Linked DNA regions of Homo sapiens: regions 1, 2, 3, 4, 5 and 7 are each linked to region 6. A link is a contact called in ENCODE Hi-C or POLR2A ChIA-PET data. All regions are on one chromosome and are shown on one strand. Each heading gives the region's core, a stretch centred on a gene start or an enhancer-like site at or near the end of the contact. The rest is flanking DNA. Distances are from core to core; before and after follow the strand shown. Region 1 holds the start of DLK2 (delta like non-canonical Notch ligand 2). Region 2 holds the start of TFEB (transcription factor EB). Region 3 holds the start of TTBK1 (tau tubulin kinase 1). Region 4 holds the start of ABCC10 (ATP binding cassette subfamily C member 10). Region 5 has its middle 14 kb from the start of ZNF318. Region 6 holds the start of UBR2 (ubiquitin protein ligase E3 component n-recognin 2). Region 7 holds the start of POLR1C (RNA polymerase I and III subunit C).

What was found. A loop is a pair of places that touch in the nucleus more often than their neighbours do. ChIA-PET counts read pairs that join two places held with the same protein, here RNA polymerase II (POLR2A). Pooled maps may share reads with other maps.
Region 1: a loop to region 6 is called in a map of naive thymus-derived CD4-positive, alpha-beta T cell, with 3 times the contacts of the local background. The contact joins the promoter of DLK2 here to the promoter of UBR2 in region 6. A Hi-C loop is called at or near these places in 1 of 168 maps with a recorded cell type or tissue (naive thymus-derived CD4-positive, alpha-beta T cell). POLR2A ChIA-PET finds 5 or more read pairs at or near these places in 1 of 52 experiments (CD8-positive, alpha-beta memory T cell).
Region 2: a loop to region 6 is called in a map of CD8-positive, alpha-beta T cell, with 22 times the contacts of the local background. The contact joins the promoter of TFEB here to the promoter of UBR2 in region 6. A Hi-C loop is called at or near these places in 5 of 168 maps with a recorded cell type or tissue (CD4-positive, alpha-beta T cell, CD8-positive, alpha-beta T cell, ascending aorta and 1 more), 13 of 37 single-sample maps with no recorded cell type and 17 of 50 pooled maps. POLR2A ChIA-PET finds 5 or more read pairs at or near these places in 5 of 52 experiments (CD4-positive, alpha-beta memory T cell, activated B cell, activated CD4-positive, alpha-beta T cell and 2 more).
Region 3: a loop to region 6 is called in a pooled map, with 5 times the contacts of the local background. The contact joins the promoter of TTBK1 here to the promoter of UBR2 in region 6. A Hi-C loop is called at or near these places in 7 of 50 pooled maps. POLR2A ChIA-PET finds 5 or more read pairs at or near these places in 2 of 52 experiments (B cell and activated T-cell).
Region 4: a map of CD8-positive, alpha-beta T cell shows a loop between it and region 6 (6-fold over the local background). The contact joins the promoter of ABCC10 here to the promoter of UBR2 in region 6. A Hi-C loop is called at or near these places in 3 of 168 maps with a recorded cell type or tissue (CD8-positive, alpha-beta T cell and naive thymus-derived CD4-positive, alpha-beta T cell) and 7 of 50 pooled maps.
Region 5: a loop to region 6 is called in a pooled map, with 5 times the contacts of the local background. The contact joins the enhancer-like site here to the promoter of UBR2 in region 6. A Hi-C loop is called at or near these places in 7 of 50 pooled maps. POLR2A ChIA-PET finds 5 or more read pairs at or near these places in 2 of 52 experiments (B cell and GM12878).
Region 7: a loop to region 6 is called in a map of CD8-positive, alpha-beta T cell, with 19 times the contacts of the local background. The contact joins the promoter of POLR1C here to the promoter of UBR2 in region 6. A Hi-C loop is called at or near these places in 2 of 168 maps with a recorded cell type or tissue (both CD8-positive, alpha-beta T cell) and 9 of 50 pooled maps. POLR2A ChIA-PET finds 5 or more read pairs at or near these places in 1 of 52 experiments (T-cell).

What each region holds. Positions count from the first base shown.
Region 1 is chr6:43,454,129-43,457,128 of GRCh38, forward strand. It overlaps DLK2 (delta like non-canonical Notch ligand 2), which reads right to left and starts at 1,420. Exons shown (of 6, transcript NM_023932.4): 1 at 1,267-1,420; 2 at 622-752; 3 at 283-346. The coding sequence starts at 697. RefSeq lists enhancers at 399-448, 2,077-2,918 and silencers at 979-1,058, 1,089-1,138, 1,239-1,478.
Region 2 is chr6:41,734,112-41,736,888 of GRCh38, forward strand. It overlaps TFEB (transcription factor EB), which reads right to left and starts at 1,497. Exons shown (of 9, transcript NM_001271944.2): 1 at 1,239-1,497. It overlaps PGC (progastricsin), which reads right to left. Exons shown (of 9, transcript NM_002630.4): 9 at 2,600-2,777. The coding sequence ends at 2,741. RefSeq lists silencers at 46-485, 616-1,145, 1,186-1,655.
Region 3 is chr6:43,242,130-43,245,136 of GRCh38, forward strand. It overlaps TTBK1 (tau tubulin kinase 1), which reads left to right and starts at 1,352. Exons shown (of 15, transcript NM_032538.3): 1 at 1,352-1,579.
Region 4 is chr6:43,426,102-43,428,801 of GRCh38, forward strand. It overlaps ABCC10 (ATP binding cassette subfamily C member 10), which reads left to right and starts at 1,440. Exons shown (of 22, transcript NM_001198934.2): 1 at 1,440-1,656; 2 at 1,867-2,038. The coding sequence starts at 1,878. RefSeq lists an enhancer at 2,017-2,086.
Region 5 is chr6:43,382,398-43,385,236 of GRCh38, forward strand. No RefSeq gene overlaps it. Among named protein-coding and RNA genes, the nearest start is that of ZNF318, 14 kb to the left of the region's middle. RefSeq lists an enhancer at 1,102-1,281. Within about 2 kb of position 1,499, at least 9 of the 41 ENCODE cell types and tissues checked have a DNase peak (open chromatin) inside an H3K27ac peak, as active enhancers do; they include B cell and GM12878, where a contact is called at or near this core.
Region 6 is chr6:42,562,673-42,565,372 of GRCh38, forward strand. UBR2 (ubiquitin protein ligase E3 component n-recognin 2) reads left to right here and starts at 1,357. Exons shown (of 47, transcript NM_001363705.2): 1 at 1,357-1,725. The coding sequence starts at 1,648. RefSeq lists enhancers at 919-998, 1,069-1,588 and a silencer at 2,621-2,700.
Region 7 is chr6:43,515,813-43,518,519 of GRCh38, forward strand. It overlaps POLR1C (RNA polymerase I and III subunit C), which reads left to right and starts at 1,277. Exons shown (of 9, transcript NM_203290.4): 1 at 1,277-1,366; 2 at 1,494-1,565. The coding sequence starts at 1,298. YIPF3 (Yip1 domain family member 3) reads right to left here and starts at 1,114. Exons shown (of 9, transcript NM_015388.4): 1 at 915-1,114; 2 at 77-283. The coding sequence starts at 995. RefSeq lists an enhancer at 854-1,403.

The sequences.
Region 1 (3,000 bases), core at 170-2,669, 890 kb after region 6:
CTCATGGCACCCAATCCCCAAGCTCTCTCAAGCTTTAGGTCTCTCTCCCTGTCAGGAGTTCAGACAATCCCTGGATCAGACTTGGGAGATTAAAGAAGTGGGGAGATAAAAACTAGAAGAAGCAAGAGAGGTGAGGTAAAGGGGAAAGGGGGACTGGCCAGTCAGCCATAGGAGTGATGAGGCATGAAGAGTAGAGTCTGAAGCCCCTAGACACTGTTGTGCACGTGAAGGGCTTAGAAATGGGTACCAAAGGGTTTGGGGGCACGTGCTCAGGACAGGTACCTGCAGGAGCCGTCAGGTGCACAGCAGCCGTGGGCCAGGTCACAGTGGGAGCTGCAGTCATCGGCTGCAAGAGATTGATGTGGGAGGGGTGAGTCTGAGTCAGGGCACAGCTCGCTGGGATGCGGGACTCAGGAGAGGATTGGGGTTCCAGTAACTGAGCGGACTCAACCCTAGGGCAGGACATAACACAGAAACTCATCCCATTCCAAAAAGGCAACCTCGGTCTTGCTTGCCCCGCGGGTCGGAGCGACTGCAGTGCCGCCTCCGGCCGGCAGAGGTCAACGTGCAAGCGAGGACGGCTGGACAGGGCCGCGACTGGAGCCCAGCGGGCGCGCTCACCTCGGACAGGCTGACCGGGAGCCCCCAGAATGCACAACAGGCACACGAGATGCAGGCAGCGGCAGCCGCTGGGCATGGTCAGCGCCGGCCCCAGGAGGGACGGACGGATGGACGGCCGGACGCGTGGACACCTGTGGGACGGCACCGGTTGGGAGGCGGCCGGACGCGGAGATAGCGGCACGGATACGGGTTCCAAGTGACAGGAGCCGACGAGGGAGAGGGGCGCCGGGACAGAAGAAGGGGATGGGGGTAGCGGGAGGATGGGGGCAGGGAAGGGTTGAGCAGGCGAAGAGAGCGAGGAGAGCGAAGACAGGAACCCGGGAGCGGGGTCTGCAAGGAGGGGAAAGATGGGCATCGCGGAGCGAGGCCAGGCGCGGGAATGGCTGGGGTTGGGATCGTAGTCAGGACGGAGGGGTCCGCGGGATGGGGACAGCGCCGAGAGGCGGCCTCGAGCACGGAGGGGACGCGGGGGCCGGAGGGAAGGACGGTTCCCGGCAGCGAGCAGTCTCCGCCCCACAGCTCCGACAGCCCCCCCCCCCGCCACCACCACTCTCTCCCACGTCCCCTTTCTATCTCCGCCGCGCTGGGTTCGGCGGCGGCGCGGGGCCTGGAATCCCCACCGCGCCCTGTCCCCGCAGTCCTCACCTCCGGCGGGGAGGTGGCGCGCCCCGGGGCGCAGAGAGAGGCCGGATCCGACGGGCGCCGCCGAGGGGCCGTGAGGGAGCGCGGGGCCGCCCCTAGCTGGCCGCGGGGCCGGGCGCCGAAGCGGCTGCCATGCGAGCCGAGCGCTCGGGAATCTGGGGCTCCAGGCGACCCCGAGCGGCGGCAGCGGCTGCTCCTCGCGCGCGCTCAGGCCCCCTGCCAGGGGCGGAGCCCGCCCCCACCCCCATCCCCCCCCCCGCGACGCACGGCGCACACCTAGCACCCGGCGCGCCCCGGGGCCCCGGCCCTCCGCGGCTACCCAACGCCCCGAACCCAGCTTCCTTCCAAGAGAGGAGGAAATCTTAGGAGTCTCAATGGGAGCAAACTATTAAGCCAAAGGAGCGCAACCCCGTTATTCTCTCATCTCCCATGCCCACTTTCCCGACCAGCGCTCCGCGGCCCACGCCCCAGCCCTGCCTTCGCTTGTCCGCCGCTCATCACGCTTCTCATATAGATCTATGCACACGCAGGCAATCGCTCCCCGCCCTCCGCCTGTCACCAGCCCACGCCTCCCCGCTTGTAAAGCCTTCATCACCTGCTTCATCTGTGTGCTCCTCTGCTCCTCCTCGCCCTCCGCTTCTTCCTGTCCACGTTGCCGTCTCCAGCCTTCCAAGATCAACCTATCCCTATATAAATATCAACCCGATCCACCCAACCACACCCCGGCCCTACCCCCACCACCCTTCCCTCCCTCAAGTCTCAGCCCTTCCACCCCATTCCTTTTTGTGACTGCCTCTGAGAATCCTTTCTGGACTGGGAATGCCCCTGACTCTGTAAATGTGCACACAAAACCCCCTCCACCGCCAAGTCTTCTCCTGTACCCCATCACGTTCGTCCTTGGCCTCAGGCTAAACCTCAACTGCCCAAACCTGGAGCTCAGATTCAGAGAGTAACGGAGGGGGAGTGGGGGAAAGCTGCCCTCCAGGCCTCTTTGCCCCCTTCTGGCTAATGGCTCAGAGACACATTTCAAGACAAGGACCCAGCCAAGCTCGGTGGGCTCACGCCTATAATTCCAGCACTTTGGGAGGCTGAGGCGGGCGGATCACCTGAGGTCAGGAGTTCGAGACCAGCCTGGCCAACATGGTGAAACCCGTCTCTATTAAAAATACAGAAATTAGCCAGGCGTGGTGGTGCGCGCCTGTAATCCCAGCTACTCGGAAGGCTGAGGCAGGAAAATCGCTTGAAAACCCGGGAGGCAGACGTTGCAGTTAGCCAAGATCGCGCCACTGCACTCCAGCTTGGGGGACAGAGCAAAACTCCGACCCCCGCCCCCCCCCAAAAAAAGACAAGGACCCAGAACATAATTTCTAGTTTGTGCAGGACAACAGGGCAGAGGTCAGGAACGCTAGCGCCCATCTCTAGTCCTTCAGATTGAGATTTCACCATCTTTAAATTCAAAACATCGGAAGGAGCAGTCGCTAGTCGGGGCAGAGCAGCTTCCCACCTTCACACAGCCACCTCCACAGGCACAGAGCCCCAGGGCTCATTTTTCCTGCAGTCTCCATTGGATATAACACTTACACCCACTCAGCTCCCTAGCTGGCCTCCTCTCAGCTGTGATCGCCTCTTCCCTGAAGAGCTCTCTGAATTTGAGTAATGACATGGCTGTACCATTCATTTTGTTTAAACACATTTTTTTTTTTGGTGAAAAATTGCAAACAACCTATAATTCAAAAA
Region 2 (2,777 bases), core at 247-2,746, 830 kb before region 6:
AAAAACTGCGCTCAAGTTGAGTGCAGAAGCTCCGCGCTGAACCGTCCCCAGAACAGACAGGCGAGAGAACGACGGCTGGAGCTGAGGGGGGTTCGGGGGAAGGCGCAGCGGCCAGGGGCTGGCGGAGAGCGGAGGGCGGGGGCCTGGGCCCAGCGGGGTTCGCGCAGACAAGCCCCGCCCCGGGCTCCCTCCCTTCCTCACCCGGGGCGCGGGGCTGGGGCGCGCCAGGCGGCTGCGGCGCGAACCTGCTCGCGCAGCCCGGAGCAGCTCGGGGCAGCCGTGCGTGAAGCCGGAACCCCGCGCGGGGAGGGGGCCGAGCTGGCATCTGCCCGCTCCCTTCCAGGAGGCGAGCGGACGCGCTGGGCCAGAGCTGGTCGGGACAGCCCAGGGGTGGGCGGCACGGACTCGGGGGATCGGGGGGAAGGGGGCGTGTTTTCCGGGATTCGGGACCGAGACGGGGGGAGGGGGAAACTCGGGGGGCGGGCAGGCAGCTGGGAACCCGGGGGGAGGCAGACAACGGGGCGCACGGAGGGAGCGCTCCGGGGTTGGTGTTCCCCAGGGTCATAGAATAACCCACGGGGAGAAAGAGACTGCCCAGGGACTCGAGGGGACGGGGCCAGGGGCGGCTTCTTCAAGAGACCGAGCTGGAGGAAGGGACGGGAAGGGAGGGAGAGATGGTACTTCCACCCGCCCCCCCATCAGCCCAGCCCCCGGGGCGTGGCGCCGCTCTGGCCCTCCCACTCCCCCCGCTGGCCTGGCCAGACTCAGCCCCCGCACACCTCCCCTACCTCCGACCCCCTCTCAGGCATCGCCGGCCCCAGCCGTGTCCGGTGGAGGGGGAGTGGGCGCGGGGCCCGCGCGTCCCTCAAACTTCTTGCGAGTTCACCATCACGCCTCCCGCCCCTTCGACTCCCAGCTCCGGGCCGGGAAGGCCCATGCCCGCCCGGCCCCTCCCGCCCGGTTACATAAGGTCGCGGAGAAGCCGCCCCCGGCCCGCGCCTGAAGGGAGGGGCCGAGGGGGCTCCCGGCTCGGCGGGCAGCGCCGCTCGGGCCACGCGCTGGGCGCCCGGGGGCGGACGGACTGCGGGTGGGTGGCGGCGCGCACGGTCCTGCTTCCCTCTCCTGCCGGCATCCCCCACCCTCCCACCTGTCTCCGGGACCCACGGGATAGGGGCCAGGGAGCCTGGGTCGGGGGTCCCGGGCCCTCCTCGTGCCTCTCGCTCCCCGGTCCCGCTCACCTCGCTCTGAAGGTCAATCTGTCCGCCGCCCGCGCCCCGCGGCTCCGGCAACTTGTCGCAAGTTCGGGTGCCTGGCCCGCAAGCTGTGCCCGCCACCTGCTCCCGGCCTGCTCCGGCCCCGTGCCACCAGGGAGGCCCGCCCCGTCCGCCCTTCCCGCCGCCGTCGGCGCCGCGGCCGCTCCCTGCGTCCCGCCCGGGCCGCCGCCTCCGCTGTCACCGAGCCCCGCGCCCGGCGCCCGGGCTCCGGCTGTCACTCCACGCACACTTCCCTCCGCGCCCGGCAGAGGGCAGCACCCGCCCCGCCTCCCAGCCGCTCTGCCTCGGCGCCCACTGGGAAGCGTAGTTCTCGCTGCAGTCCCGCTAGGCACGCCGGGATTTGTAGTCCCGCTCAGCGGACTAAGGCTTACAGGGAAAGAGGCTCTTGACTTGGAACCTCTGATCCACTTCTACCTCTTTGCAAGTTTTCTTTCTCCTCTCAGTAAAGTCCCAAACCAGGGCTCACTAAGATACATTCTGTAGCCTGTCCGACCCCCTAAAAGGAACCTGCAGCCTGCTGTCCTTCGGCAGTCTAAGAAAGAGAGGGTCCCAGATGGTGTGCTGTTGCCATAGAAACTCCACCTGTGGCAAATTCCAGCTTCTCTTCAGGAGTAGGGTGCAGGACCTGGATCTTGCACTTTTATCCCTGCCCCGATCATAAGGGGCAAGGCCAGGGTGAGCCTGGCGAAGTACAGGGTAAAATATGACAGTAGAAGGCAGCCTGCCCCCATTATGGGTTCTACATTCACGCCCCACTCACCAGCCTGAGCTTGCTGTCATGTTGCTGGACAGAAATTGTCTGAGCTCCTTTCATGTCACCTTCCCTTGTTGGAAGTTCACAGGGTGCGGAGGCATCATTCTCTACTTTCTCCTCTTCCCCGCCCCTTTTTCCCTGTCTCCTCCCCCAGCCCCTCCCCTGCTTTTCTTCTCCTTCCCCTCCTCCTTTTCTTCCTCTCTCTCCTCCTTCCCCACATACAATGTTGCTCCTGGTTTCTGGATCTTTTGCTAAGAGGCTCCTGAGGAGGACAGGGATGAAGTCCAAAGGGACAAGATCCCTTGCTGAGTTGGTTCCAGCAAATAGGCTCGATTTCTCTGTGACTCAAGTAGGAACACTCTCCCCCGGCCCGCCACCCACCCACCCATGATGGCGCTACCACTGTCTTCCCTTTCCAGGGGAAAAGTATGAACTTTAAGCTCTGAGGGTTACAGAGCCCATCCCAAGCCATGCCTTAGGTCCCATTTCTCTTAGAATCACAGTGACCCACCAGGAAACCTTGTAGCCACTCAGGGAAAACTCCCTTCCAAAAACAACAGGATGACCAACATAAAGAAGAACTATTTATTATTAGAGAAAGTCCAGAGTCCAGAAAAAGAAGGCTGAATCCAGAGTGGAAAGACAGATACAATGCCCTAGGAGGGTGCAGGGTCAAGAGGAAGAGGGGAGCCCACGTGTCGAGGCAGCAAGTCTAGGCGGCAGTGGCAAAGCCTACTCTGTTGTTGCCC
Region 3 (3,007 bases), core at 102-2,601, 680 kb after region 6:
GTAGCATAATCACGGCTCACTGCAGTGTTGACCTCCTGGGCTCAAGAAATCCTCCCCCCTCAGCCTCCCGAGTAGCTGGGACTGCAGGTGCACACCACCACACCCAACTAATTTTTAAATTTTTTGTACAGATGAGGTCTCACTATGTTGCCCAGGCCGGTCTTGAACTCCCGGGCTCAAGCGATCCTGCTGCCTTGGTCCCCCAAAGTGTTGGGATTATAGGCATGAGCCATTGCACTTGGCCCATTGTTGTTGTTATTATTATTCAAGTTGCTCTGATGCATTTGTTGAAGGCATTAAGGAAGGAAAGAACTGGCTGGGCACAATGGCTCATGCCTGTAATCCCAGAAATTTGGGAGGCCAAGGTGGGCAGATGGCTTTGAGCTCAGGAATTCAAGACCAGCGTGGGGAACATGGTGAAACCCCGTCTCTACAAAAAATACAAAAATTAGCCGGGGATAGTGGCTCATGCCTGTAGTCTCAAATATTTGGGAGGCTGAGGCTGGAGACTCGCTTAAGTCCAGGAAGCAGAGGTTGCAATAAACTGAGACTGTGCCACTGCACTCCAGCCTGGGCAGCAGAGTGAGACCCTGTTTCAAAAAAAAAAAAAAAAAAAAAGAAGGAAGAAACTGAAAGAGACAGGCGGCATGCAGAATGTGTTGTTCAAGGAATGTTGGAATGTTGAGTTGTTGAGTAACCCAACATGTCAGAAGGGGAGTAATGGCCTAATGGGTCCATGTTGGGAAGATGTTTTGATGTTACAGTAAAGAGTGTCCATCTTATTTGGTAAGCAGTAAAAACCAATGGCAGAGTTTGTCCACAAATGAAAGAAAGGGCCAAAGAAAGAGAGACACAGATTGAGCCAAAAGATAAAGCATATAGGTGGTGAGGTGAGAATTGCACATGACGGGTGGTGGGTGCGAGTGTGGGATGGTCCCAGAAGTGGTGGGTGATGGGGACGTATGGGAGGATGGGTACAGGAGAGGGGGATGAGTTGAGAGGAAGGCGATATAAACATGTAGAGGATGGAGTGGGGAATCAGGCGAGACTGATGGGTCAGATGAGGAATTTTAGACATGCTAGGAGTGGGGAAGATAAAGGGTGATGGAGACAGGTGAGTTTTATGGGAACAGGTAAGGAGTGATGGGGCTGTGCTGGGAGATGGAGTCAAGCGGGTGGCAGAGAGCTGTAAGGAGAACCTGAGAGCTGGAGCGGGACAGCCAGAGAGTCCCAGGGCTGGAGGAGAGCGGAGCGGGGCCGTCGGAACGTGATGTCAGAGGAGGAGCCGTGATGTCAGAGCGGGCGGCGGGCGGTGATGTCAGGGCTGGTGCTGATGCTGGCGGCGCGGTGCATTGTGGGCAGCTCCCCGCTCTGCCGCTGCCGCCGCCGTCGCCCAAGGAGGATCGGGGCCGGGCCGGGCCGGGATGATCCGGGTCGGAAGGCCGCCGCCGCCGGAGGGAGCGGGTCACCCAACGCCGCACTGAGCCGCCCCCGCCCCGCCCCGGCCCCGGGGGATGCGCCGCCCCGAGCTGCTGCCTCCGCCGCCGCCGCAGCCGCAGCCGCAGCGGGCACAGAGCAGGTGAGGCGGGGCGGGGCGGGCCGGGGTCGGGGCGGGGGCTCCTTCGTGGGCTCAGGGGGCTCCGCCTGGCTCGCCTCCCAGCGCAGCCTTCTTGGGCTCCCCTCCGCGCTGCTGTCGCCGCCCGCTGGGCTGGGACGCTGGCCTACACCGCCTGGGCCGCGCCGAGGCCTGGAGCCGCTCCCTGTCCCCAGCACACAGACCTCCCTCCCCAACCCGTCCTCCGGGCACTTTGCTCCTCCCCACTCACCTCCGTCCCCTGTCCCCATGGCTTCACCCCTGGCTCTCCTGTCATCCCTGACGAATCATTCGGCTGTCTCCGTAACCTCCCTCCCTGTCCTCAGTCCCTCCATGCCTCCCACCTGCCTTCTTACCTACTTCCTCACCCCCTCAACTGTGCCCAGAGATCCCTCCCATGGTCCTATCTCTTCCTTGCCTGTCATCATTATCTCTCACGGGTCTCTATCCTACCCACCCCTCTCCTCTGATCCTGTCGCTCCTCATCCCTGCCATTCCCCTCTGCCTCCCTCCACACCTCTTTCACCTGTTCCCATCACCCCTCGCTAGTCTCCATCACCTCTCCTTACCTGGGCTCCCAGATTCTCACACACACCTGCTGACACCTTGCAGAGTTACACATCAACACTTGTATTCACAGGCCATGATGAGCTCCCACCAGTTCCACGTACCCCTGTGTACCATCACTGGCCCCACATGCTCCTATCTGCACTCTCTGACAGATATTCATACAAACTCCTGCATAAGCCCTCGCCTTCACCATGCGCCCATGTGCACATAGGGGTCTGAGGCGGCAGTAACGGGGCAGCCAAGTGTCCCATGTTTGTATCATCCAACCCAGTCTCAGCTGAGCATAGTCCTCAGACACAGAGAGAAGGAGGGTGGAGAGGGAGAAGCAGGTAACCCTCATTTATCTTCCTGGCTCCACTCTTCCTTCTCTTGCCTCATCTGTTTCTTTTTGGTTTGCTCATCTATAAAATGAGAGCAGGACACAAATTTTCCTTATCAACCTAACAGATCCACTGTCCCAGGACTGGAAAGCCCACCAGAGTTCACCCAGTTTAGCTTCTGAAGGCCCCCTCCCACCAGTTCAATTGCTTCTTCAGTCTTGTCCTCAACCTGTCTCCTCCACCTTTATTCTAGAACCCCCATCCCTACCTCTCCCTTCATCCTGCCACTGCCCTCACTGCCCTTCAAATTCCTGATGCCCCATATCCCACTTTGGCAGAAAGAGGGAAGTCCTGATGCTCTGAAGTTGTAAGGATTGGAGGAAACAGCTCAGCTTAGTCACTTGAAGAAAGAGAAAAGGAGTGGCAGCGTCCCTCCCCATGAAGATCCCTTCTCCATATGTCCACCATGGCCCATCATGAATTAGAAGGTGGTTTCCACACCTCCACGTCCCACCCTGTCCCC
Region 4 (2,700 bases), core at 190-2,689, 860 kb after region 6:
GGACCTTCAAGACATCAGTGGAGGAAGTAACTGCAGATGTGATGGAAACAGCAAGTGAATTAGAATTAGAAGTGGAGCCTGGCCAGGTGCAGTGGCTCACACCTATAATCCCAGCACTTTGGGAGGCCAAGGCAAGCGCATCACCTGAGGCCAGGAGTTCAAGACCAGCCTGGGCCAGGTAGCAAGACTCTGTTAATTAATTACTAAAGATTGTGAAATGCAAACCTACATCTCTTAGTTTTTAAAAATAGGAAAATTAATTCTTGACGTTGAGGGATATGGGGCTTCTTACTGAGATTAAGTGGGATAACCATAATTGTCATTTGTTTAGCTTTTCTTCTTCAAGCACTGTACACACCTATGTAAAGGCGGATACCAACACCATGCCTGACAAACATAATAAAATAAAGATGCAGAAGTAACCTGCCCAACATCCCTCTGCTAAAAGCATTCAAACCCAGGTCCGTATAATTATAAAGGTTATGTTCTTCCCACTGCTTCCTTAAAAGATTTATTGGAGGACTACCCTAGGCAAAGCACTTGCCCTAAGCACTCTAAATTAATTATTCAACTCTCTCAACAGTACTTTAGTATTGGTATTGTCCCTGTTGTACAAATAAAGAAGTTGAGGCTCGGCCGGGGTGGTGGCTCACGCCTGTAATCCCGGCTCTTCGGAAGGCCAAGGCGGACGGATCACGAGGTCAGGAGATCGAGACCATCCTTGCCAACATGGTGAAACCCCGTCTCTACTAAAAATACGAACAAAAAAATTGGCTGGGCGTGGTTGCGCGCGCCTGTAGTCCCAGCTACTCGGGAGGCTGAGGCAGGAGAATCGCTTTAACCCGGGAGGCGGAGGTTGCAGTGAACCGAGATTGTGCCACTGCACTCCAGCCTGGTGACAGAGCGAGACTCCGTCCCCCCCCCAAAAAAAAGTTGAGGCTCAAAAAAGTTAGGTAACTTGTCCAAGGTCATGCAGCCCTAGAATAATAAGGGAAAACAGTGTGTCCCAAAATGGCATTATTTGTCCGTGGGGCAGGTATGTTTGAATTTCCATCCATCCATCTATCTATCTGAGACTGGGGTCTCGCTATGCTGCTTGGACTGTTCTCGAACTCCTGGGCTCAGGCCATCCTCCTGGGATCTACCGGCGCGCAGAGACTACGGGCGCGCAGGGACTACCGAGGCGCGCAACCGTGCCCGGCTCCCCACCTCTTCAAGAAATGGAGATTGCAATGCTTGTGCCAACTAGTAAGCTTACACAGTTGTGAGCGAATACTCCACGTGAGAGGTTATAAATGACGTTGCACTAAGGGAGGGATGGATCCTTAACGCAAGTCAGGCCACAAAAGCGTACCAAAACGCAACTGTGCGTCTGCACCAGCGCGCCTGCGTGCAAAGGCCAGCCGAAGCAGAGAGCAGTGCACATGCGTGCAGCTACCAGCATATGGGCGTGGCGAATAGCGCCGGCTAGGTCTTCCAACCTCTAGGTGGGGTGCCAGCCGGGGCGGGCCCAGCACCCCGGCCGGGCAGTACTTTTTTTTTTTTTGCATACACCAGTTCTCAGGATATCGGAATCCGGTGCACAGCAGCTTCTTCAGGTTTGAGGTTCCGGATGCCTGGGGGCGGAGAAACGGGAGGGGAAAAACAGATGGCAAGGTGGGTGACCAGCGTCCAGAAATCCACTGGGGAAACCTCCTCCCGTTTTTACCCTTGGTACCGCGAGAATGGGCGGGGTCTGGCTTCGGGGCGGAAGCGACGGGCGGTCCCGGTTCCAGGGCGGGGCTGGAGACAGGGAGACCCGGCTGGGAAGTGCAGGCAAAGCCGGCTGTTACCCTGCACAGCCGTCACCCTCAACTTTCCCTTCAGGTGAGGCGTCCATGGAACGACTTCTGGCCCAGCTGTGCGGCAGCAGCGCAGCGTGGCCGCTCCCGCTGTGGGAGGGGGACACCACAGGCCACTGCTTCACCCAGCTGGTGCTCAGCGCCCTGCCCCACGCGCTCCTCGCCGTGCTCAGTGCCTGTTACTTGGGCACCCCGAGGTGGGTAGAGACGGGCGCAAGGCATCTGTCCATGTGTGCCTGCAGATCTCACCCGCGGCCTACATCTTCCGGCAGTGTCACCAGAATAGCGAGGTCTCTGGAGTAGGGCAGAAGTAGAATAAAATCTAAGCATTGCTACTTAGCAGCAATGTGGCTGTTCTTGGGCAAGTACCTGCCTTCTCTGAGTCTCATTGTTGGGAGGTTTAAATGAGATAATGAATTTAAGCATATAGTGCAGCGCCTGGCATGTTTTTAAAGGTCCGATGAGTATCAGAAATCATCAGAATTGTCCATTTTCAGCTACCCGGACTCAGCTGTCATGAATTGGAGGCAGAATTGGGGGAACAACGTTTTTAGCCAAAAGCGATGATGTGTTTAAGTTGTAGGCTCAGTTTCTCACCACTGCAACCCATGAAACCTTAGTGTTTCCAGATTAAGAAAAGCATACCTAGGCTCAGCTGAAGAGGAAGCAGTAGATAGACAAGAAGAGCAAAATCAAACATTAAGCCTTCCCCAATTAAGGGCTATAAGGTGTGGATGCTAAACTCAACTTGATTTTGTATTTAGTTCTTGTATGGCTAGAGATGACTAAAGTTAGTCTCATTCTGGCTGCCGAGAAGATAGGAGGACGGTGTGGTCTCTGCCTTTGGGAGTTCCTAGTC
Region 5 (2,839 bases), core at 249-2,748, 820 kb after region 6:
AAGTAGCTGAGACTATAGGTATATGCCACCACACCCTGCTAATTTTTTGTACTTTTTGTTGGGACTGGATTTTGCCATGTTCCCCAGGCTGGTCTTGAACTCCTGGGCCCAAGAGATTCCCTTGCCTCAGCCTCCCAAAGTGCCGGGGTTACAGGTGTGAGCTACCACGCCCAGCCACAAGTGTAACTGTAATAGGTACCACCTCACCTATATATCTCATCCCCACCCTTGTATATTTTTGGTTATGAGAGAAATGCTCCACATCGTTGGTCACTATTTCAGAGCTTATGTCACATTCTGTAGGATACCACTCTAATCTTTTTTTTTCTTTCTTTCTTTGAGACAGAGTTTTGCTCTTGTCACCCAGGCTGGAGTACAATGGTGCGATTGCGGCTCACTGCAACCTCCAGCTCCTGGGTTCAAGCTATTCTTCTGCCTCAGCCTCCCGAGTGGCTGGGATTACGGGCATGTGCCAAACACGCTTGGCTAATTTTGTGTTTTTAGTAGAGATGGGGTTTCACCATGTTGGTCAGGCTGGTCTCGAACTCCTGACCTCAAGTGATCCACCCGCCTTGGCCTCCCAAAGTGCTGGGATTACAGGCGTGAGCCACCGTACCCGGCTGATACCGCTATGATCTTATGAGATGTTGTCTCCAGTTGGCAAAATAAAAACTAAGACCTCAGTAAGCCTATTCTATAAGACTAGCTGGAATATACAATAAAACTAAATAAGGAATCCCAGAAGAGTTGAATTGTGTATCCCAGCTGTCTTACTTCTTCCACCGTAAAAGTACTCCCTTGGCCAAAAGCATCATTGTGTGGGATGTCATGTTGAATGCCTTATGAGTCATTCAGTAAGTTTCTGGATGGTGCTGGCAAAAATACAGTGAGTAGGAAAAATATATAGAAATTTAAAGTAAGTTTCTTCTACAATGAAGATAAATTACTGCCCTGTCCATGAAGGAAGAGGTCCAAACTGGCAGTAGCAGGTCAATCTTAGTGTGAGAACGTCCACGTGATTGAGCCTTTACACTCAACATGCATTGCCTCCATCAGTGGTCCCATGGTCACTTTGTTCACAAGCTCATACAGCACACTCTGGTGTAACTAGGGGAAAGGGTGGATACCATCCATAGAGCAGTTCATCTTCTCTACCTGATTGTTGATAACCCTCTTCTACTCACGAGGCACAAATGTTCTCATTATAGTAGATTGGTTTTCTCAACATACGTTCTAAACTCCTTAGACTGGTTTTCTCAACATACATTCTAAACTCCTTCGTACCTTTCTATACTGAGAGTCTAGAAAGATAAAAGCTGTATTTCTCAGATCCTATTACAGTTATGGTTTCAGGTGTAATTGAGATTTTTGCCAATCAGGTATATTCCCATGAGACTTGAATGTGAAACCCAGTTAACTGAGTGATGTGGAGAAAGAGGCAGGATATGAAGTATTCACTTTGCTGCTGTGAATCATGACAGAGGAAGTGTGGTTCTGTGGTTACCGACGTGCTGATTTGCTGGTTTCCTGCAGTGGAAGCCATAGCTTACCCAAGCATAGCAGAATCAGTGAGATTCTGGGTGTGGGGAGTGCTCTTACAAGCTCCACCTAAAGCTTCTTCCCCTACCCCTTACAAATATTGTGTAAGCCACACGTGATCCCTGGTAATAACGCCCTTCTCCCTTAAATTAAGTAGAGTGGTATCTGTGGTCTGCAACTGAATCATGACAGATACTGTCACATTTGGGAACCATTTTAAGAAGTTCTTCCACATTATACTTCTCCAACTTCATTTTAATATCACTTCTAACTCCCTAATCATCTAGCCAAACCATTAACCTCAGACTCTTTTTTTTTTTTTTTTTTTTTGAGATGGAGTCTCGCTCTGTCACCCAGGCCGGAGTGCAGTGGCGCGATCTCAGCTCCCTGCAAGCTCTGCCTCCCAGGTTCACGCAGCTGGAACTACAGGTGCGTGCCGCCATGCCTGGCTAATTTTTTTGGGGTTTTTTTTGTATTTTTTAGTAGAGACGGGGTTTCACCATGCTAGGCAGGATGATCTCGATCTCCTGACCTCGTGATCCACCTGCCTCGGCCTCCCAAAGTGCTGGGATTACAGGCATGAGCCACCGGGCCCGGCCAAATCAGTGTAGACTCTTAACCTGTTTCTCCTTCTGGGAAAACTGGTCAGGTAGTTGTATTTCTTGAAGTCCTGACTATCCTCAGTGTCCTTCAGGGTCACCCTTGATTGGGGGCCACAGTATCACAGCAGCCCATTTCTTTCTAATGCCAGCACATTAGGTGAAGACAGCTACAAACTAATCATGACTTTATTCCACTGCAGTCTGGTAACAAGGCCCATTTCATTGGTTATAGTGGTAGATGAAATAGCAATGCAGCAGAAGTAGTGGTGTGGGTGCTAGGAGCCATTTGTGTTTTCAGGATCTGCTGTGGCCTCATTTTGTGTATGTCATTTCTACTTGATAATGGATCCATGTCCTAGGTATGAACCAGCTTTATACCTAGGAAGACCAGATGATAGCCAGTTCATGATTATGCTGTGATCATGCTGGGTTCCATGATCATGCTGTGTCCGTGGCCCAGCAGCAAGCTGAGAGCTGATTCTCAAAGAGAGAATATTTACCTGCCAAAAGGCATGCTCAGAGGGCCTCTGCTATGATTATTCTATCAGGACATGCCATAGATGATAAAGTACCTCAGTCTGCCACAAACACTTTGAACATTATAAGGATCGCAAGGACTAAGTTGCACTGCAGACTGGACCAGCTGGAGAACCTTTTCTTCCTCTGAATCTCACTCAAGTATGGCTTCATTTCAAGTG
Region 6 (2,700 bases), core at 107-2,606:
TATATATAACTTTTAAAAAGTGATAAGAAGGCTTACTTGTATTGTGAGGTTACAGGGATACAGGCAGTTTCTTATTTCCTTTTTTAAAAAACTGGTTAATATCATAGTATTGGTTTAAAAAAAATCCCAAAACAACATAAACATAAACATGTCCTAAACCTGGTCTGGCTCAGAACTTTTCCCCCCTATATGTAATTTACAACCTACTTCTGGGAATAAATTAACACACTTGACAAAAGGTATAAACAATTTTCTGACAAACTCTAGAGACTGAAGACTTCTAAGAAGCCCAGTCACCCAGCTGTCAGTCAAGAGTCTAATTACCTTTAACTAAACATAGTTTTCTTTGATAGCTAGTCTAACAATGTTTACCTATTTCTTTTTTTTTTTTTTCCTTCTTTTTTGATACAGGGTCTCAGCTGTGTCACGCAGGCTGGAGTGCAGTGGGCTGATCACAGCTCACGATGGCCTCAACTGCCTGGGCTCAAGCAATCCTCCTGCCTCAGCTTCCCGAGTAGCTGGGACTACAGGCGTGCCACCACACCTGGCTAATTTTTTGATTTTTATCAAGAGGGTCTCGCTATGTTGTCCAAACTGGTCTCAAACTCCTGGGCTCAAGTAGTCTGCCCCCCTCGGCCTCCCAAAGTGCTGGAATTACAGGCATGAGCCACCAAGCTTGGTCTGATTATCTGTAGAAATTAAATGTCTCTATCAAGAGGAAATCTTTTAATTGGCCTAATAGACTCTTTTTCCTTTGCAGCAAGATTTGTGATAAAGTTTATAAGTGGTCATCACTAAAGTTTTTGAAAAATTTTTTAAAACATGTTTTAAACCTTCAAAAAAGTGGGTAATGTTCACCTCCATTACTCGTATAAAAGATATGGGTTCGATGGATGACAGGACATAGAACCACAGGAATAGAATGTAATTCATTCATTCCTTTGACAAGTATTTGAGTGCCTACCCTATGCCAGACTGGCAAGTCCTTGAGGGTCTACCATGTGCCAGGCAGTGTTCTTGAAGCTGGGGATACAAAAATGAACAAACGAGATTCGGAGAATAAAACTACAGTTCCCACAGTATCTTTCTCTTTGGCTTTTTTCCAGGGGGCGCTGCTTTCCGCGACTGTCTTCCCATGATTCTCGTTGGGCAGAAAAGCCCCGCCCGCTTATCTGCCATTTAAGCCAGCGCCCCTTGAGAATGGACTACAACTCCCACAATGCATTCGAGGGGCACCGTGTTAGGGCGCCACCTTTTTCCCGGCTGTGCTGTACCTACAGCACCCAGAACTACAGTACCCAGAAAGCTCCGCTTCCCCTCCTGGGTGTTATTGCCCCTTTCCTGGTGCAGGACGCGGTAGTGGCCAGCGAGAGTGTCAGGCCTGGGGTTTTCTGTGTCCTTCCCTGGGTCAGGGACGAGCCAGTGACTTGACTCTTGGGCGCTAAGCTTGGGAGGGAGCGCAGGAGGCCGCTGTCCTTCCTTTCCGGTTCACGTCACCCTTCTCTCCCTCTGTTGCTCCACCTGCAGCCACTTGGACGGCTCCGGGACTGATTGCCTGGGGCAGGGGTGGCAGTCGAGGCCGCCGGGGCCGAGGTGAGGCTGCAGCTCTCCGGGCGGCGGTAGCGCTGGGGAGGAGGAGGAGAGAAGATGGCGTCGGAGCTAGAGCCAGAGGTGCAGGCCATCGACCGGAGCTTGCTGGAATGTTCGGCCGAGGAGATTGCGGGGGTGAGTGCCGGAACCCGGGCGGGTGCGTCTGCCCCTCGCAGGCCGCGCCTGTGGGGAGGAACCGACTCCTGGACGTCCTGGAGCAGCCCGACCCAGACTTGGGGAAACAGCTGTGCCGGCCCTCGCCTTGTGGGGTAATAGCCCGGGGAGGCCACCGATCCTGCCCCTCTCTTTCCATTTTCAACAGCTGCCAGAGCTGCGCTGTGCACTAACTACGTTTACTTTCCCTTTCTGCCCAGGAGAACCCACGGCTCTTCCATCATACCTCCTTTCCCCCAGCCTCCCATTAAGTCTCCCAACACATGGGCCTTTGCCCTTTATATCAGCTCTTGGAAGAGGAGAAGAGACGCTTCTTGTGTTTTTGGTATAATCGCCCTAGTTTATCTAGTTAATTGCTTTTCCTGAGACAAGCGAAGCCGTGTGCTCCTCCGACTAAACATGCCACCCTAACCGAGCCCCTCTTTTGTTTTTGGGACTGCCCCAGGCACCAAGAAGGCAAACGACACTACCCTTCGTTATCCGTTTCAGTGCTATCTTTTTTTTTTGCACCGGTTTGATTAGTTGACAACGTTGATGCATGTGTGGAAAGTTTACTGAGTATGAGAAAGTAGTCGTGGAGTCTGGGAAATTTTAAAAATATTTTTTCTAGGAGTTAGGGGTAATTGGATGGAGAACAAATGTTATATAACGTTGATAGAGCAGCTTTCAACAAATACTGTATAAGCTAAACGTGAGAACTGGTCACAGTGTAGTAGGAGCAGTTATATTCCAAACGTAAAACCGTTCAAACGCACTATTGCATTAAAACTGTAATATGAATATGCTAGTGTAAATAGCAGAGTTGTAGGAACACCCATTAGAAGAGATTGCCGAGAATGATTATGAATGGACCAAGACAGCTTGGGCCCCACCTCTAAGACCTCCAATTAAAAAGGCTGCTAGGAAGGGAGTGACCCGTGAATAAAAGTCAGCAAT
Region 7 (2,707 bases), core at 27-2,526, 950 kb after region 6:
TCACCAACACCAATTCCAGAACACGGGACATACCTAGGTCTACTTTTCTACCTGCAGAGGATTCAATCTTGCTTACCTGATCTGCCACCTGCCGGCTCAGCTGTCCCTTAAAGCCCTTCATGCCCAGGAACTCTCCATCCTCCTCTTCAGCAGCAGCTGCATCAGCTGCATCAGCGTCTACTTCTTCCTCGCGCAGGCGCTGATGCAGCTCACCCATATCCTCGAAGCTAGAGCCTGAGGTATCATCCATGTTCTCCATGTCAATCACAGCTGAGCCTCCGCCCTGTGAAGACAATGGCTCCTAGAGTGCAGGACTTTTCTGTTCCATCCATTAAGTCCTCTGCTCATCCCAGGGTTTAGGGCTTTGTTCTTCCACTGCTGAGGATACGGCTTGGAATCACTACAGATCATGCCACTCCATTCCCCCTCATATGCTCTCAGAACGCCTGGTTTCTAGCTTTGGCTATCTTTTCTAGCCTGGGAAACCTACTAGTCTTCCATTCATGTCTTTCTCCTATGTTACCTATCAAAGACTAAAAGGCTGAAAAAGTGCCCATTTCCTTCTTTCCTAAGCCCCAAACAAAACTATACACATAGTATGTTTTCAGCGAATGCCAGTGAATCCCACCCAACCCCACTCCATGCCTTACCCCGACCAACCTCCTAACTTGTTCCAAGAATACCTTCTTCCTAATGCCTCGGGCGGGCCCTGAAACCCGAGATCCTCAGGCTGGAGTAGTAGTCTGGCCCTTTCAGGTCAATGTTAATCCCACTGACTTTAGTGTGCACGAAGACCCAAAGAAGAGAGTTTTGTAAATGGAGCGGACTTCCAGGCCCAGAGGGGGAATCCCCAAGACACTTCTGGACATCGCCGGCCCTCCGGCTGCTGGCAGCTGGTGCCTTGGGGCCATTACCTGGATGTTTTCTTCGAACCCTCCCCATTCCGGGCCAGCTCCATTTCGGGCGCCGCCCGCCGGCGCCGCTGTAGTTGCCATGTCCCTTGAGGGCTCCCGTCGCTGAAACCCGCGCTAGCCCCGCGCGCGGAGTGGGCAAGATGTGGGCCTCCGGAAGGTAGACGTCCAGGGTCGAGGAGAGGTGGGATCGGCCGGAACACAAAAAGGAGAAGCCCGGATGTTTGGACAAAAGCAACTTCCGGAAGCTGGGGACGTGGACGGGGGCGGGGAAAAATCTCGCGATATTTAAGATTCCAGGAGGCGGTGCGTTGCCACGGAGACGGAGCAGGGCTACTAGGACGCACGCGCGAGATAGAACCTCTAGTCTCGTGGAGAGATTGAAGATGGCGGCTTCTCAGGCGGTGGAGGAAATGCGGAGCCGCGTGGTTCTGGGGGAGTTTGGGGTTCGCAATGTAAGCCTTGTGGCCTTGAGCTCGGGCGGGAGGAATGAGAGCGGAACAGGGATGGGTCTTGGGATTGGCGTGGGGATAGCTGTGGGCTCACTGTCCCTTCGTGGACAAATTCGTCCCTTTGCTCTAGGTCCATACTACTGACTTTCCCGGTAACTATTCCGGTTATGATGATGCCTGGGACCAGGACCGCTTCGAGAAGGTAAGTGGGGCCGGAGTTGTCTGGGGAGGGTTATGAAGGCCAGACCTTGTGGTCTGAGCAGCCTGTGTCTGTCTCAGAAGCTGCTCTTGGGGGTCGCTCCGTTTGTAAGTTTGTTGAGCAATGTGCTAGACGCTCCGTTTACAGGCCAAATTAGACACGGTTTCTACCCAGTTCTGCAAAGATGTTCAGTCTTGTTGAGGAATGGTGTGTATAAACAGTGAATCTAGTGTAATATGGTGAAGGTGGTTGATAGCGATGAAGACGGCAGGGTTGGGGTGGGGAGCATTACGCTGAGACCAGGAAGAGGGGCGGAGAGGTACTTAACATTTCAAGAGGAGGGTACATCTCAATTGAGCCTTGAATGGTAAGTAAAAAAGAACAGGAGTTAAATTATGAAGGGTTTGTTTCAAGTCAGTGAAGTTCAGGATATACAGGTTTTGTGTGTATTTAGTCTTTTGTATTGTTTCACTTAGCTTAAAATAAGGGTTAAAATTGCATTTAAATAGATTACTGAATGTTACCGTTTAGGCAACTGACCTTTGCGTGCAGCTTATAAACATGATCTGTAAATCAGTGCTTGGGAAAATTTTACTTTTTTAACCTGTTGATACAAGGAATAAAGTATGAACAATGAAAAAGGTTAATGCTTGAAAAAAAATTATGGCTTGTGTGAAGTGTGCTCCGGGCATGTCCAAGTAGTTCTGGCATGAGTGGTAGGCAAGGTTGAAGTGTGTCTTGGGCACTGTTGATGATAGGGAGATTGAATAGTTCTTAAGCAGACATGATGAGATTTGCAACCTTGGTGGCTGGGAGGGAATGAGTTTGAGGAGGATCATATGGAGCAGGCAGATCTGTTGTAAGGGAAGCTGAGGTTGAAGACATGAACTAAGACTGATGGTAGAAATAGAGCAAAGGTAGAATAGAAGGTAAATTTATGATTGCTTTGGTAAAGGCTGTGGGGGTAGCATAAAATGACTTTTTGGCTTGGGAACTGCTTTGATGCATTGTGGTATCATTTACTGAGAGGAGAAATGGGTCTGGGGAACGGGAATGATGATGCATTGTTTTCTGCATGTGGAGAAATCTAGCAGGCTAGAAGACTGCATGCTTGAAATGAGATCAGAAGTGAGATAACATTTTGG